3 separate regions of the Homo sapiens genome follow, and all the other regions are linked to region 3. The links are chromatin contacts, found by Hi-C or POLR2A ChIA-PET in ENCODE. All regions are on one chromosome and are shown on one strand. Each heading gives the region's core, a stretch centred on a gene start or an enhancer-like site at or near the end of the contact. The rest is flanking DNA. Distances are from core to core; before and after follow the strand shown.

Region 1 (5,120 bases), core at 211-2,710, 570 kb before region 3:
GCGTGCTCCACTGCATGGGGGCAGGGAAATCCTGTGGCACTGGGGATGCAGGTGGCCATGTTGGCCTGGGGGAGATGCCAACCAGCCCTATGGGACCAGGTCCAGGGAGGGAGGCACGGTCCAGACCAGAGCTGTCCAATAGAAATATCATGAGGGGCTGGGCGCGGTGGCTCACACCTGTAATCCCAGCACTTTGGGAGGCCAAGGCAGGTGGATCACGTGAGGTCAGGAGTTTAAGACCAGCCTGGCCAACATGGTGAAACCCCATCTCTACTAAAAATAGAACAATTAGCCAGGTGTGGTAGCGTGAGCCTGTAATTGCAGCTACTCGGGAGGCTGAGGCAGGAGAATCACTTGAACCCAGGAGGCGGAGGTTGCAGTGAACCGAGATCCTGCCACTGCACTCCAGCCTGGCCGACAGAGCGAGACTCCATCTCAAAAAAAAAAAAAAAGAAGAAGAAATATAATGAGGGGCTGTGCACGGTGGCTCATGCCTGTAATCCCAGCACTTTGGGAGGACAAGGCAGGAGGATCACTTGAGCCCAGGAGTTCAAGACCAGCTTGGGCAACACAGTGAGACTTTGTCTCTACACAAAAATTTTAAAGAATAGCGGGGGTTGGCCGGGCGCGGTAGTTCATGCCTGTAATCCCAGCACTTTGGGAGGCCGAGGTGCGCAGATCACCTGAAGTTGGGATTTTGAGACCAGCCTGACCAACATGGAGAAACCCCATCTCTATTAAAAATACAAAATTAGCCGGGCGTGGTGGCACATGCCTGTAATCCCAGCTACTCAGGAGGCTGAGGCAGGAGAATTGCTTGAACCCGGGAGGCGGAGGTTGCGGTGAGCTGAGATTGTGCCATTACACTCCAGCGTGGGTAACAAGAGTGAAACTCCGTCTCAAAAAAAAAAAAAAGAATAGCTGGGGTTGGTGGTAGCACGTGCCTGTAGTCCTAGCTACTGGAGAGGCTGACATTGGAAGATAACTTTGAGCCCAGGAGGTTGAGGCTACAGTGAGTGGTAATCTCCCCACTGTACTCCAGCCTGGTGAAAGAGCGAGACCCTATCTCCAGGAAGAAGAAAAAAAAAAACAACTGAGTAGACAAGAGTTCTGGTGGCATGATAGGTCCTAAGTCCCCTCCCGGTTCTGTGACCTTGGTCAGATGACTTTTCCTGTGGACCTCAGTGTCCTCATCTGAGTGAGAAAAGCGCGGTGGGGAGGTGAATCTTCCAGTCTACGCAGTGTAGGAGCCGCGTCTGAAAAGCCACACCAGCTCACAGTCCCAGCAGGGCCCGGTGGGGCGGCCAGGGCGGCACAGGCATCAGGTCCCCACCTCCTTCCCTCTTTGCCTACTCGCAGACCAAGGAGTTCATCTTCTCGGAGCTGCTGGCCAACCTGTACTCGTGTGGGGACCAGAACACGCTGATGGAGGAGTCGGCGGAGCAGGCACAGCGGCGCGACGAGATGCTGCGCATGTACCACGCACTGAAGGAGGCGCTCAGCATCATCGGCGACATCAACACGACCACCGTCAGCACGCCCATGCCCCCGCCCGTGGACGACTCCTGGCTGCAGGTGCAGAGCGTACCGGCCGGACGCAGGTACCAGGGCCGGCCCCCACGGCCCCAAAGCCCCCCAGCCCGGGGCCCGCGGGAGGAATGCCGGGACCGGGCAGTGGCGCGCCCGCGTCACCGGGGTGGCTCCCACCTGGAGCGAGGGGCGGAGCTTAGAGAGGGCGGGGCTTGTCGCGGGGCGGGGCTTGCCGTGGAGAGCTGGCTGCAAGGCTGGGTGGAGCTGGGGCGTTGGCGCCGCTGGGGGCGGGGCTTAAGCTCCGGCGACCGCCTTAGGGGTGCGGCAGGGAGGGGCTTGCGTGCATGGGCGTGGCCAGCACTGGGCTGGGGCGGGGCCTCTGGGTGGGCGGAGCTGCTCATCTCGCCTCTCCTTGTTCCTCGCTCCCTGTCGCCCTCAGGTCGCCCACGTCCAGCCCCACGCCGCAGCGCCGAGCCCCCGCCGTGCCCCCAGCCCGGCCCGGGTCGCGGGGCCCTGCTCCTGGGCCTCCGCCTGCTGGGTCCGCCCTGGGGGGGGCGCCCCCCGTGCCCTCCAGGCCGGGGGCTTCCCCTGACCCTTTCGGCCCTCCCCCTCAGGTGCCCTCGCGCCCCAACCGCGCCCCGCCCGGGGTCCCCAGGTGAGTAGGGGCTGAATGCGGCTGGAGAGGCTGCCGGACGGGCGTGGCCGGGAGGGAAATGGGGCTGGATTCCAGAGCATCGGACCTGGCCGCCAGAACCGGCCGTTTCTATCCCAGGCAATCGGACTCTGGGTGCCGGAGCCACGCCACGTGTGGCCGAGGGCTGGCGGAGCCTGCCCCCGAGGGAGCGCTGAGTCCCGGAGGTGGTCGTTTCTGGGGAGGGGGCTGTGGGGCTCGTCCCACCTGCCCCCTTCTTTCCAGCACTTGCATGGCGCTTCCCTCTATTTTCACTCTTGGCGGCCGCCCACACGTTGCATTCCTCCTCCTTTCTTCTTCTTGCTGTCCTCCATCCTCCATTCCGTCCAATTCCTCTCCCAGCCCCTGGGGAGCCTACCTTAGGTCTGACTCTGAACCCCGATCTGCTCTGAGTGTGTGGATTTCCTTCAGCTACCCTGATGTCCCCACTTCCCAGCCCTGACTCCTTTGAGCCATCCCAGGGGGTGTCCAGCCACTGGCCCACAGGAGCAGAGGCCAGGCTGTGACTGTGTGACTAGAAAGGTGTGTGATGTGTGTGTGGGCGTGCACACGAGTGTGAGAGTGTAAGCATGGCACCCAGGCCCGGGCTAGGACAGGAGCAGCTGGGGAAGCAGCCTGGGCCGTGGGCAAACTGATGGCTTTTTTCCTCCCCCCAACCACCCCCTCCGCGACTTCTGGCCCTACCCAGTCTAAACCAATGTGGTAGGGGTGGCGGCAGGGGCAGGGATGGGAGTGCTTGAAGCCTGCTTCATTCCCAAAGATTTCTAGGGAAAAGCTTTCTACTACATCCTTTGGCTTGACCTTCTTGACCCATGACTCTCTTTCAAGGAAGTTCACTCCAATTCCCAGTCTGCCCTGTTTCCACTGGCCACATTCTCTAAGGAAGAACACAGCAGAACAATAGCATCTGTTTTGTTTCTGCATGGCTGGAGGGTAGGGCTGTCGGTCTAGCACCCATAAACCAAAATGAGGCAGGGATTGGGGCTTGCCCTATGATGCTCTGATGACCAAAGCAGATGCGTAGAGGCAAGCAGCATGGTATTGGGCAAGAGGACTGGACTGGGAGTCCAGAGATGCTGCTTCACCCTGGGCCTTTAGACACGTCTCTTTCCCTCCCAGAGCCTCAGCATCCCTTCTATCAAATGATGACATTCTGCCTTTTTCCCAGGGCGGTTGTGGGGATCGAGGGAGACAGTGGCTATAGGGATGCTGTGTTAACTGCAGATGCAGCCGTAGGAGCACTTTGCTAACTGCCAACGTGAGTTCAGATTCTTCAGGGTATTTGGCACCCAGGTCTATGGTGCGGTGTGAGATCTGTGATGTAAGGTTTGATGCCTGCCCCAACTCCAGTCTTGCTAACACACATGAAACATTTGGCAAATCATGACCCTACCTTGGGGAAAAGAGCAGTCTGGGAGAGCTTCTTCAAGGCAACCTGACTTCAGTGCAGTCTGAGGCATGGCTGAGATAGGCTTACGTGGCAAGGAATCAGGAGGGTATCTGGGCCAAGAGCTGCAGTGTGGGCAGAGGTGTAGTGTGGGCTGCAACGAGGACAGCCACTGGACAAAGCAGAGAACAGAGACAGAATGAGGAAGAGCTCTGTGGGCAGGGTGGGGCGCAAGGTGGAGAACCTTCAAAGTCTGAAAAGTTTGACTTGTTGGGGCTCAATGCTGTGGGCAGTAGGGAACCACAGAAGGCTCTTAGGTGGAGAAATGACAGCTGGACTTTAGCGAGCAAGCCCTATCTCCATGAGCAGCACGGGTGATCCTCTAAGCACACCAGGCACGAGTGTGCAGGGAGCTGGTGCAAATGCCTCTGTGTGCGGGTGAGCTTCTGTGTTGTGACTCTGCCCACACGTGTGCTTCAGTGTGCTGAGTGGCTGCATGCCCCAGATCCATGCTGCACGCGCCGCCGGCCAGTGAGGGTGCTGGGCACTGGGAGGTGGCGGGGAAGGAGGCGTATGCGTGTTGTTTGTGGGCATGTGTGTTAGCGTGTGCATGTGGGCCATGGGGCCTCACAGCATGTGTGTGCACGCCCGGGCGTGTGCGTGTGTGTGTCCCCCACCCCCAGGCCGGCCCCACCCGTGCGTGTGAACTGCCATGTTGATTTCGTGCTGTCTTTCAGAATCACTATCAGTGACCCCTGAGGAGCGTCAGCCATGGTAGGTACATGCCTCACCGCCTGCTGCATGAACGGTGTGTCTGCCCCGCTGCACTAGCTCCACACGGGGCGCGCACCTGGGACCTCAGAGCCAGGCTCCCCGCCCCTCCCTTCTGCAGCTGCAGACTTGCTCTTTCCTCTTTCTGTCCTTGTGCCGCTGGCTCTCTCACCTCCCTTCCCTGCGAGCCTCGGGACTCAGTGCCACTGCCCAAGGCCTCCATGGCTGAGCCTGGAGGCTCTTGGAACAGGCTCCGCGCCCAAGCTGGCAGACATGGGTGCTCTCTGGAGCCGTCAGAGAGGGCAGAGAGCTCGTGGTTTATGGTGTAAAGGCTGGGAGCTTGGAGGGGGTCGTGTGTGGGGCTGGACTCTGAGGCGGCCAGAGGCCTAGGAACGTTATCCTGGGCACACCGTGCGTGGTGTGCAGTCTGAGTCATGCTCCCTGGGTAGGGCATCCAGCTCCCAGCCTGGGAGTGCTGAGAGCCAAATCCACCGTAGAGCAGGGGTGAGAGTCAGGGTCCCACCTCCTCTATCTGCCGGCAATCCAGTGGTGACCTAGGGTAAAAGCTTGAGAGTCCCATACACACGGTCATCCCACGACATACCTCACAGGCCAGGCAGGGACACACAGCCCCCTTCCCTCCCTCCCAGGTACCGTCATAGCTGCTAGTGTGACTGAAGGCAGTGTCCCTGGCCCCAGCTGAAGCACCGTAGCCAGCCAGCGGGCTCACGCACCTTGGCC
Region 2 (5,110 bases), core at 1,551-4,050, 630 kb before region 3:
ACAGGCGCACGCCACCACGCCCAGCCAATTTTTTTTTTCTTTTTTTGAGACAGGGTCTCGCTCTGTTGCTGGGCTGGAGTACGGTGGCGCGATCTCAGCTCACTGCGACCTCCACCTCCCAGGTTCAAGTGATTCTCCTGCCTCAGCCTCCTGGGTAGCTGGGACTACAGGTGCACACCATCACACCTAGCTAATTTTTGTATTTTTAGTAGAGACGGGGTTTCACCATGTTGGCCAGGATGGTCTCGATCTCCTGACCTCGTGATCCGCCCACCTCGGTCGGCCTCCCAATGTGCTGAGATTACAGGTGTGAGCCACCACACCCAGCCTAATTTTTGTATTTTTAATAGAGACAGAGTTTCACCATGTTGCCCAAGCTGTTCTCGAACTCCTGGACTCATGTGATCCTCCTGCCTTGGCCTCCCAAAGTGCTGGGATTACAGGCGTGAGCCACAACCCATGGCTGAAGGGTGTAATGTTTTAAATGGGAAAGAAAAAAAGGAAGATGTATATGTATATGTGGCAGGTCCCTGTGTATGGTTCTCTCTCTCTACCTACCTGCTTATCATTTTTAAGTCAGTTCCCAGGACCACATCCATGTGGCCCTGACAGGTCCACAGAGTGACAACCATCTAATCAATACCGACTTGTTATGTAATCTTGGGCACATGACCCCTCTCTGGGCCTCAGTTTCTTCATTTGTAAAATGGGATCATGGTTGTACCTCTCCTTAGGGGGTTATCAGTAGAATCAGGAGCAGCATCTTGGCTGGGCGCAGTGGCTCACGCCTGTAATCCCAGCAATTTGGGAGGCCAAGGCGGGTGGATCACCTGAGGTCAGGAGTTCAAGACCAGCCTGGCCAACATGGGGAAACCCCGTCTCTACTAAAAATACAAAAATTAGCTGGGCATGGTGGCGGGCACCTGTAATCCCAGCTACTCGGGAAGCTAAGGCAGGAGAATTGCTTGGACCCGGGAACCGGAGGTTGCAGTGAGCCAAGATTGCACCATTGCACTCCACTCCAGCCTGGGCGACAGAGCAAAACTCTGTCTCAAAAAAAAAAAAAAAAAAAAAAAAAAAAAAAAAGGAGCAGCATCTTGGAAGGAAGAGCTGAGACTGCTCTCCATATTGGGAAATTGAGACAAGGCCACAGACTTAATGCACAGGGCTAGAGACAACCACTCAGACATCTGGATGGTCAAGAGGCCCAGGCATCGGCCCAGCTTAGCCACTGCTGATGCAGGGCAAATGATTTCCCTTCTTAGCTTCTTCACCTGTCAGATGGCATCTAATCTGAATGTGAGTGAAGTGTGCTGAGTATTGCCCAAAGAGCCAGCACCATGGCCAAGGACACACCTCTGCAATCAGACAGATCTGCATTCAAATTAGCAGCTTAGGGACTTTCACCTCCTGGAGCCTTAGTGTCCTCATGAGTGAACTAGGATGCCAAGAATAGCTCCCTCTCAGGGTGGCTGTGTGGAGTTGAGATTTAGAGCAATGCGCTGCTAGGGAGCTACCACTAAAAGAGACTGAGAAGAGGCCTGGGGCCATCCATACCTTGCAACTGCTGTAAAAGCAAAGCTCTCTGCAGCATGGAGCCGTTGAGGAGGGAGGCTGAGTTGGTGCCCTGGAGATTCAGAAGCGGCTGCTGTGGCTGCTGCGGGGGGAGCCCCCTGTGTGTTGGGAGGGGGTGTCAGAGGGTTATTTGGAAAGTCAGACCTTCCTTCTTCCCCAAGGCTTCTCACCTCCATTCTCTGCCCCACTCTGTGGTAGACAGAGGACCCCTTGGGGCTGGAATTGGTGATCTCCAGGACTCAAACGGGGATGGCACTGGGAAAAAGGATGGGGATCGGGAGCTCCGAGACATGGGTCTGAGTAGCAAGGCTGAAGCCATCGCGCCCGAGAGGGGAACTCACCGGCTGACAGCCATGGGCAACGGGGCCTGTGGTGGGGACTGCTGGAGCAGCTGCTGGAGCTGCAGTAACTGCTGCTGCTGCAATTGCTGCTGCTGGAGCTGCTGCTGCTGTAACTGCTGGAGCTGCTGCTGCTGTTGCTGGAGCTGCTGCTGCTGCTGCTGGCTGAACATGGTGGCTAGGGGCAGAAAGCAGAGTGAGGCAAGGGGTCCCCACCATAAGTCAGGCCTGCTCCCCTCCCATCCACCGCCACTCCCCGCAGCCACAGCCCGCAGAGACTGCTGAGGAGCTTCACAGCTGCATTCCCAGTCCTGCCAAGAGCCTGCCACACTCGCTTGGCCCATCCTTCCAAGTTACCTCCAGTCCTGCTAGGGGCAAGATTCAACCACCCTCCTGCCAATGCCCCCCAGACACTGCCAACAGCCCCTCCTTCAAGTCCCTCCATCTCTCCATTTCTGGCGGCTCCATCCTCCCACCCTCAGCCTCAGCCTCTCTCTGCGCCCATCACTTCCTCACTCACAGCCCCTTTTCAATACCGCAACCCTCTCTGGGCCCCCGGGTGTCAATAACATCGGCACCCGTCCAACCCGGTCACCGTGGTCCTGAGCTCCGTGGGACGGCTTCTCTCCACCACCGCCACCTCCTCGCGCCCCACTCCGCCCGCTCCCACCCCGCCAGCCGCCTCCTCCGCAGACACAGCCAGCTCGCAGGCGGAGCCCCACGACCCAGCCGCCCCCGGCCCCGCACCTCGCCTCCCCGCGCGCCCTCAACGCTCAAGTCGCCCCCACGGATGGGCCGGCCCCGCAGCCCCCACGCCTCGGCCGGGCGGCTCCGGCCCGCGGGCTCCCGGCCTCCCCGCTGCTACTCCGGGGCCTGTGGGCTCGTAAGGCCCAAATGCGGGCGGGGCCGGCCGGGGCAGCGCCCTCTGGGGGACGGGAGGTCCAGGCGCCTCCGGCCGCGCCACCCGAGCCCGCCCAGTGCACAAGTCACGCTGGGGGGCGGCTGCGGGGCGCTAGCAGGTGCGAGGGGGTCCTGGGCGGCTCATACCCTCTGTCCCGCGTCCTCCGCATCGCGAAGGGGAGGCTCGGAGACCAAGGTCCGTCTGCCGCCCGGAAGGGTCAGCCATCCCGCGGGGCATCGAGGGGGACTTCCTTCCTGTTCCCAACCCACCTCCCTGCGGCCGCCGCGGTCCTGCGATCCTGGGGCCCCGCGCGGGGCTGCGGTGAGAGGGGGCGCGCAGTTGGCGGATGTACATTCATTCGAGGGACCCAGGCCAGGCGAGAGGGCGGCCAAGGTCTTACAGTCCGTCAGGAGTTTGCCCACGGAGGGGTGGAGGGAGAGTCCCCCTCCAAGTCTTTTCTCAGTAGATTTGGCTAAGGAAGGAGTAGGTGAGGAGGGTCGAGGCCAATTATCAAAAAATAGCCCTAGGGGCCGGGCGCTTCCGCCTGTAATCTCAGTACTCTGGGAGGCCGAGGCTGGAGGATCAAGACCAGCCTGGGCAAAATGGCGAAATCCCTCTCTACAAAAAATACAAACATTAGCCAGGGTGGTGGCGGGCGTCTGTAGTCCCAGCTACTCGGGAGGCTAAGGCAAGAGGATCACTTGAGCCCGGGAGGCACAGGCTGCAGTGAGCTGAGATCGCGCCACTGCACTCCAGCCTGAGCGACAGAGCAAGAGCTGTCAAAAAAAAAAAAGTAAAAATTTTAAAAAGAAAAGGAGAGGAAAACAGAGCCCTGCTCCCTTATCCTGCACCTAAAATGGTCCTGCCCCCAAGAACCCCCTTAACAACCGCTGTATCCCCCCATCCCCGCGCCGTAACAATCCTTGGCTACTAAGTAGTAATTCTTTTATTTATTTTTTATTTATTTATATTTTTGAGACGGAGTCTCACTCTGTCGCCCAGGCTGAAGTGCAGTGGCACGATCTGGGCTCACCGCAACCTCCGCCTCCTGGGTTCAAGTGGTCCTCCCGCCTCAGCTTCCAGAATACCTGGGACTACAGGCGCGGGCCACCACGCCCGGCTAATTTTTGTATTTTTAATAGAGACGGGGCTTCACCATGTTGGTCAGGCTAGTCTCGAACTCCTGACCTCAAGTGATTCGCCTGCCTTGGCCTCCCAAAGTGCTGGGATTACAGGGGTGAGCCACCTCTCCTGGACTAAGTAGCAATTCCGGCTCCCTTTTCTGTGGCTCCCTGCCTTGTGCGTGTCACAGCCTGGGCGACTCCTCGCCCTGCCTTCCGCGCCGACGTTGGGCGGGCAGGGCGCGCGGGGGCACTGGCGGCGCGCAGACCCGGGCAGGCGGAGCGCGTTGACGGAGGGCGCTCGGGCAGCAGAATTCGCGCGTCCATAAATCACTGCAGTCATGTGACGAGCGCCGCTCCAAAGCTCTGGACTGGCTCTGCGGCAGATGGGCGGCGGCTGAGGAGCCTAACTCAACCTGGACTAGTCGTGGAAGAGCTAGGACTTAGAGGCGCGAAAGTGACTCAGCGAGGCCGGAGCGCAGGGTGGCGTCCAGGGCCCCGGGGACGTCGGCGCCTATGGGTGAACAGGCAGCCTGGAGGGTGGGGACTTCGAATGCTGGGCTGAGAAGTAGGCTTTATCCTCTAAGGGTAGGGAGCACTGGAGAAGGGTGTGAACCTCATGAGTGACAGCATCAAATCTGCCAATTAGAAAACCCGCTCCCGTGAAAACCAAGACAGAAGCAGTGAGGAGAGAGGGGCGAGTCAAGACTGCCCAGGCTCTACTGGGCACAGCGGCTCACCCCTGTAATCCCAGCACTTTGTGGGGGGTCCAGGCAAGTGGATCACTTAAGGTCAGGAGTTCGACACCAGCCTGGCCAACATGGTAAAACTACGTGTCTACTAAAAATACAAAAAAAATTAGCCGGATGTGGTGGCGGGCGCCTGTAATCTCAGCTACTCGGGAGGCTGAGGCAGAAGAATCGCTTGAACCCGGGAGGCAGAGGTTGCAGCCGAGATCACATCACTGCATTCCAGCCTGGGCGACAGAGTGAGACTCCATTTTAAAAAATAAAAATCAAAGACTGCCCAGGCTGCCAAGCAAGCATGTTAACACCTTGATCTGGGTGCTAGCGTTGGAGAGGTCCAGGATTGAATCGTGACTCCCCTGCCTTGTGGCTAGGTGACACTGGCTGGGGGAGAGGCCTCTTAGCTGGTTTCCTCCTTGGTGAAATGTG
Region 3 (4,504 bases), core at 1,525-4,024:
CATGGAAGAACCTAGAGGACGTTACGGTAGGTGAAATAAGCCAGGCACAGAAAGACAAACACGACATGGTTTCACTTATATTCGGAATGTAAAACAACTCATAGAGGTGGAGAGTAGAATGATGGTACCAGAGTCTGGGGATTGGTGGGAGTTGGGGCGGTGGGGAATGGGGAAATGTTGGTCAAAGGGTACAGTTTCAGCTAGACAGGAGGATTTTTTTTTTTTTAATTTGAGACGGGGGTCTTACTATGTTGCCCAGGCTGGTCTTGAACTCCTTGGTTCAAGCAATCCTCCCACCTTGGCCTCCAAAAGGGCTATGATTACAGGCCTAAGCCACCATACCCGGCCCAGGAATGTTTTTTTTTTAGAACTATAGCATGGTATGGCCAGGTGCGATGGCTCACACCTGTAATCCCAGCACTTTGGGAGACTGAGGTGGGTGGATCATCTGAGGTCGGGAGTTCGAGACCAGCCTGACCAGCATGGAGAAACCCTGTCTCTACTAAAAATACAAAAAATTAGCTGGGGATGGTGACACATGCCTGTAATCCCAGCTACTCGGGAGGCTGAGGCAGGAGAATCACTTGAACCTGGGAGGCAGAGGTTGTGGTGAGCCGAGATCACGCCATTGCACCCCAGCCTGGGCAACAAGAGCAAAACTCTGTCTCCAAAAAAAAAAAACACAAACTACAGCATGGTCACTATAGTTAATGTATATTTCAAAATTGCTGAAAGTAGCTGGGTATGGTGATACACCATAGCCTGTAGTCCCATTTACTCAGGAGGCTGAGGCCCACAGATCACTTGATCCCAGGAGGTCAAGAACAGCCTGGGCAACAAAGCAAGACCCTGTCCCATATTTTTTTTTGAAGCAGAGTCTCACTCTGTTGCCCAGGCTGGAGTGCAGTGGCATGATCTCGGCTCACTGCAACCTCCGCCCTCCAGGTTCAAGCAATCCTCTTGCCTCAGTCCCCCAGTAGGTGGGATTACAGGCACGGTCCACTATGCCCAGCTAATTTTTGTATTTTTAGTAGAGACAGGGTTTCGCCATGTTGGCCAGGCTGGTCTCAAACTACTGACCTCAGGAGGGCTTAGTGGCTCATGCCTGTAACTTTGGGAGGCCAAGGCAGGAGGATCACTGGAGGCCAGGAGTTCAAGACCAGCCTGGACAACATAGCGAGGCCCCATCTCTATAAAAAATTTAAAAGTTAGCCAGGCATCATGATATGTGTCTGTGGTCCTAGCTACTCGGGAGGGTGAGGCAGGAGGATGGCTTGAGCCCAGGAGGTCAAGGCTGCAGTGAACTGTGATCTTGCCACTGCACTCCGTGTGGGTGACAGCACAAGACCTTATTTTCCTTAAAGGAAAAAAAAATGCTAAGAGTGGCTGGGTTGGGTGGCCCATGTCTATAACCCCAGCACTTTGGGAGGCCAAGGTGGGTGGATCACAAGGTCAGGAGTTAGTTCGAGACCAGCCTGGCCAACATGGTGAAACCCATTCTTTACTAAAAGTACAAAAATTAGCTGGGCGTGGTGGCGCGCGCCTGTAGTCCCAGCTACTCAGGAGGCCGAGGCACGAGAATCGCTTGAACCAAGGAGGCGGAGGTTGCAGTGAGCCTGGGCGACAGAGCGAGACTCCGTCTCAAAAAAAAAAAAAAATTAGCTGGGCCTGGTGGTGCGCGCCTGTAATCCCAGCTACTTCAGAGGCTGAGGCAGGAGAATCACTTGAACCTGGGAGGCAGAGGTTCCACTGCGCGGAGATCACGCCATTGCACTCCAGCCTGGGCAATAGAGTGAGACTCCGTCTCAAAAAATAAAAGTCCTTAACCAGTCCATATTTCTGAATATTTTGCTTATTCCTGCCGGCAGTGTAATACTCTGGTGAATATTTGCGTTCGAGATCCTTGCATTCCCGAGATTTCCCCAGCTCAGCCCTCTGCGTGGGTTGAACGGTATGAACCTTTTTAAGGCTTCGCTTGTACTGTACTGTCAAGCTGTTTTTTGGAATATTCGCCCCAGGTTTCTGTTCCAGCCAGCAGCCAGCATCAGCCGTCTGCATCCTTGTCCTCAAACTGCTGTTAATTAAAATCTTTGCCAATCTGGGCCGGGCGCGGTGGCTCACGCCTGTAATGCCAACACTTTGGGAGGCCGAGGCCGGCGGATCGCCTGAGGTCGGGAGTTTGAGACCAGCCTGACCAACATGGAGAAACCCTGTCTCTACTAAAGATACAAAATTAGCCGGGCGTGGTGGCGCATGCCTGTAATCCCAGCTACTTGGGAGGCTGAAGCAGGAGAATCGCTTGAACCTGTGAGGCGGAGGTTGCAGTGAGCCGAGATCACGCCATTGCACTCGAGTCTGGGCGACCAGAGCGAAACTCCGTCTCAAAAAAAAAAAAAAAAAAAAAGAAACCTTTGCCAATCTGGTAGAATTGCGGGGCTTATTTTATGGTGTCATGGAGGATAGCCTAGGGCCAGATATACCTGGGGCCCTGTGCCTGCTCTGCGAACTAGGAGCTCACTCTCCGAGCGGTGTAGAGGGTGAGACTAAGCAGTGACAGTAAAAGCTTTCGACAGTGCTTGACCCTTCCGCGGAGCGTATTAAGCAGGAGCTCCCTGCGCAGGCGCAGAGGAGAGAGTGTCTCCCACCCCACGACCAGCAGGGGGCCTGCGAGGCGGGTGCGGAGCCAGGCCTGATGGTGGCCAATCGCGAGCTGAGGCGACGATGCCACGCCCCTCATACCGGCGTCTTAAATGCGCAAAGAAAGGACGCCGGGGACACCCGGTTGGGCTCTGCTGCTCCCTTCTGGGTTCCGAGGCCCAAGCCCTTGGCAGTGTTTGTGAGTGGAAGGGAGGTCACGCTATCGTCCGCGGCCCCAGCAGCCCTGTGCCCTCGTTGGATCCCGCGACGCGGCTCCTTTAAGAGCCTCGCGGGTCGCCCGCCGCTAGGTCGCTCCCCGGCCATGCGGGCGCTGCGGGCCGGCCTGACCCTGGCGTCGGGCGCGGGGCTGGGTGCGGTCGTCGAGGGCTGGCGGCGGCGGCGGGAGGACGCGCGGGCGGCGCCGGGACTGCTGGGCCGGCTGCCCGTGCTGCCCGTGGCGGCGGCAGCCGAGTTGCCCCCTGTGCCCGGGGGACCCCGCGGCCCGGGCGAGCTGGCCAAGTACGGGCTGCCGGGGCTGGCGCAGCTCAAGAGCCGCGAGTCGTACGTGCTGTGCTACGACCCGCGCACCCGCGGCGCGCTCTGGGTGGTGGAGCAGCTGCGACCCGAGCGTCTCCGCGGCGACGGCGACCGGCGCGAGTGCGACTTCCGCGAGGACGACTCGGTGCACGCGTACCACCGTGCCACCAACGCCGACTACCGCGGCAGTGGCTTCGACCGCGGTCACCTGGCCGCCGCCGCCAACCACCGCTGGAGCCAGAAGGCCATGGACGACACGTTCTACCTGAGCAACGTCGCGCCCCAGGTAGCGCCCGCGCCCCGGGCCGGTCGCGGAATGCGGGGCCGGCGCCTGGCCTCGCGGGGCCTCGGTTTGTTCTTCTGCAGAACGGGGCAGCTGCCCAACGCGCCCCCGGTCAGGCATCGCAGTGACATCCCGTGGCGGGAGGGAGGAGCACTGGGCTCCAGGCACAGGGTCTGCAGGCCGACCAGGGCTTGAGCTTCAACTGCGAACCCTGGGCACCTCCCTGAGCGTCGCTTTCCTCGTCAAAAAAATGGGGATAATACCGTTATTCACCTTCCTCCTGCGGTAGTGATGAGGCGCTGAGGCTCACAGAGGCAAAGTGACGGGCACAGTGTCACACAGCAGAAGAAGGCTGTCTGTTGTAGAACCGCAGCGCCCAACCTATTGGGCACCAGGGTGCGGTTTCGTGGAAGACAGTTTTTCCACGGCTTGGTGGGTGAGGGCGGGTTTCAGGATAATTCAAGTGCGTTACATTTATGTACATTTTATTTCTATTATTATTACATTGTAACATATAGTGAAATATACAACTCACAGTAATGTAGGATCCGTGGGAGCCCTGAGCTTGTTTTCCTGCAACTAGACAGTCCTATCTGGAGGTGATGGGCAACAACGACAGATCAGGCATTAGGTTTTCAAAAGAAGCGCGCAACCTCCTCACATGCGCAGTTCACCATAGGGTTCCAGCTCCTATGACAATCTCCAGCCGCCACTGATCTGACAGGAGGCGGAGCTCAGGCTGCTGTGGGATCAATGGGGGGGTGGCTGTAAATACAGATGAAGCTTCCCTTGCTCGCCTGCTGCTCACCTCCTGCTGTGTGGCCCGGTTCTGGTACCGGTCTGTAGCCCAGGGGTTGGGGACCCCTAGTCTATAAAACCGTGAGCCTCCAGACATTGTCCTACCCTGCCTGCCTTCAGGCAGTTTCGAGGCAGACACCTGGCCCACGATCAGGTTGTTAGTGCCAGGCACTGTGCACTGGGCCAACCACCCTCTCAGCCTGTTCCCAGCAGGTCCTGGCACCAATGGATGGAGACTGCCATGGGGCT

Evidence for each region. A loop is a pair of places that touch in the nucleus more often than their neighbours do. ChIA-PET counts read pairs that join two places held with the same protein, here RNA polymerase II (POLR2A). Pooled maps may share reads with other maps.
Region 1: a map of naive thymus-derived CD4-positive, alpha-beta T cell shows a loop between it and region 3 (16-fold over the local background). The contact joins the enhancer-like site here to the promoter of ENDOG in region 3. A Hi-C loop is called at or near these places in 1 of 168 maps with a recorded cell type or tissue (naive thymus-derived CD4-positive, alpha-beta T cell) and 7 of 50 pooled maps. POLR2A ChIA-PET finds 5 or more read pairs at or near these places in 2 of 52 experiments (CD4-positive, alpha-beta T cell and MCF 10A).
Region 2: a pooled map shows a loop between it and region 3 (5-fold over the local background). The contact joins the promoter of CIZ1 here to the promoter of ENDOG in region 3. A Hi-C loop is called at or near these places in 4 of 50 pooled maps. POLR2A ChIA-PET finds 5 or more read pairs at or near these places in 2 of 52 experiments (HEK293 and activated T-cell).

What each region holds. Positions count from the first base shown.
Region 1 is chr9:128,248,756-128,253,875 of GRCh38, forward strand. It overlaps DNM1 (dynamin 1), which reads left to right. Exons shown (of 22, transcript NM_004408.4): 20 at 1,360-1,601; 21 at 1,970-2,185. Among named protein-coding and RNA genes, the nearest start is that of MIR3154, 6.3 kb to the left of the region's middle. RefSeq lists an enhancer at 1,232-1,371 and silencers at 1,542-2,041, 2,052-2,141. Within about 2 kb of position 1,461, at least 9 of the 41 ENCODE cell types and tissues checked have a DNase peak (open chromatin) inside an H3K27ac peak, as active enhancers do; they include CD4-positive, alpha-beta T cell, where a contact is called at or near this core.
Region 2 is chr9:128,188,772-128,193,881 of GRCh38, forward strand. CIZ1 (CDKN1A interacting zinc finger protein 1) reads right to left here and starts at 2,801. Exons shown (of 17, transcript NM_001131016.2): 1 at 2,661-2,801; 2 at 1,917-2,091; 3 at 1,558-1,673. The coding sequence starts at 2,086. RefSeq lists silencers at 2,557-2,996, 2,784-2,951 and enhancers at 3,839-4,354, 4,355-4,869.
Region 3 is chr9:128,815,726-128,820,229 of GRCh38, forward strand. It overlaps ENDOG (endonuclease G), which reads left to right and starts at 2,775. Exons shown (of 3, transcript NM_004435.2): 1 at 2,775-3,460. The coding sequence starts at 2,960. KYAT1-SPOUT1 (KYAT1-SPOUT1 readthrough) reads right to left here. Exons shown (of 25, transcript NR_182311.1): 25 at 3,926-4,504. SPOUT1 (SPOUT domain containing methyltransferase 1) reads right to left here. Exons shown (of 12, transcript NM_016390.4): 12 at 3,926-4,504. RefSeq lists a silencer at 3,009-3,068 and enhancers at 3,173-3,738, 3,689-3,778.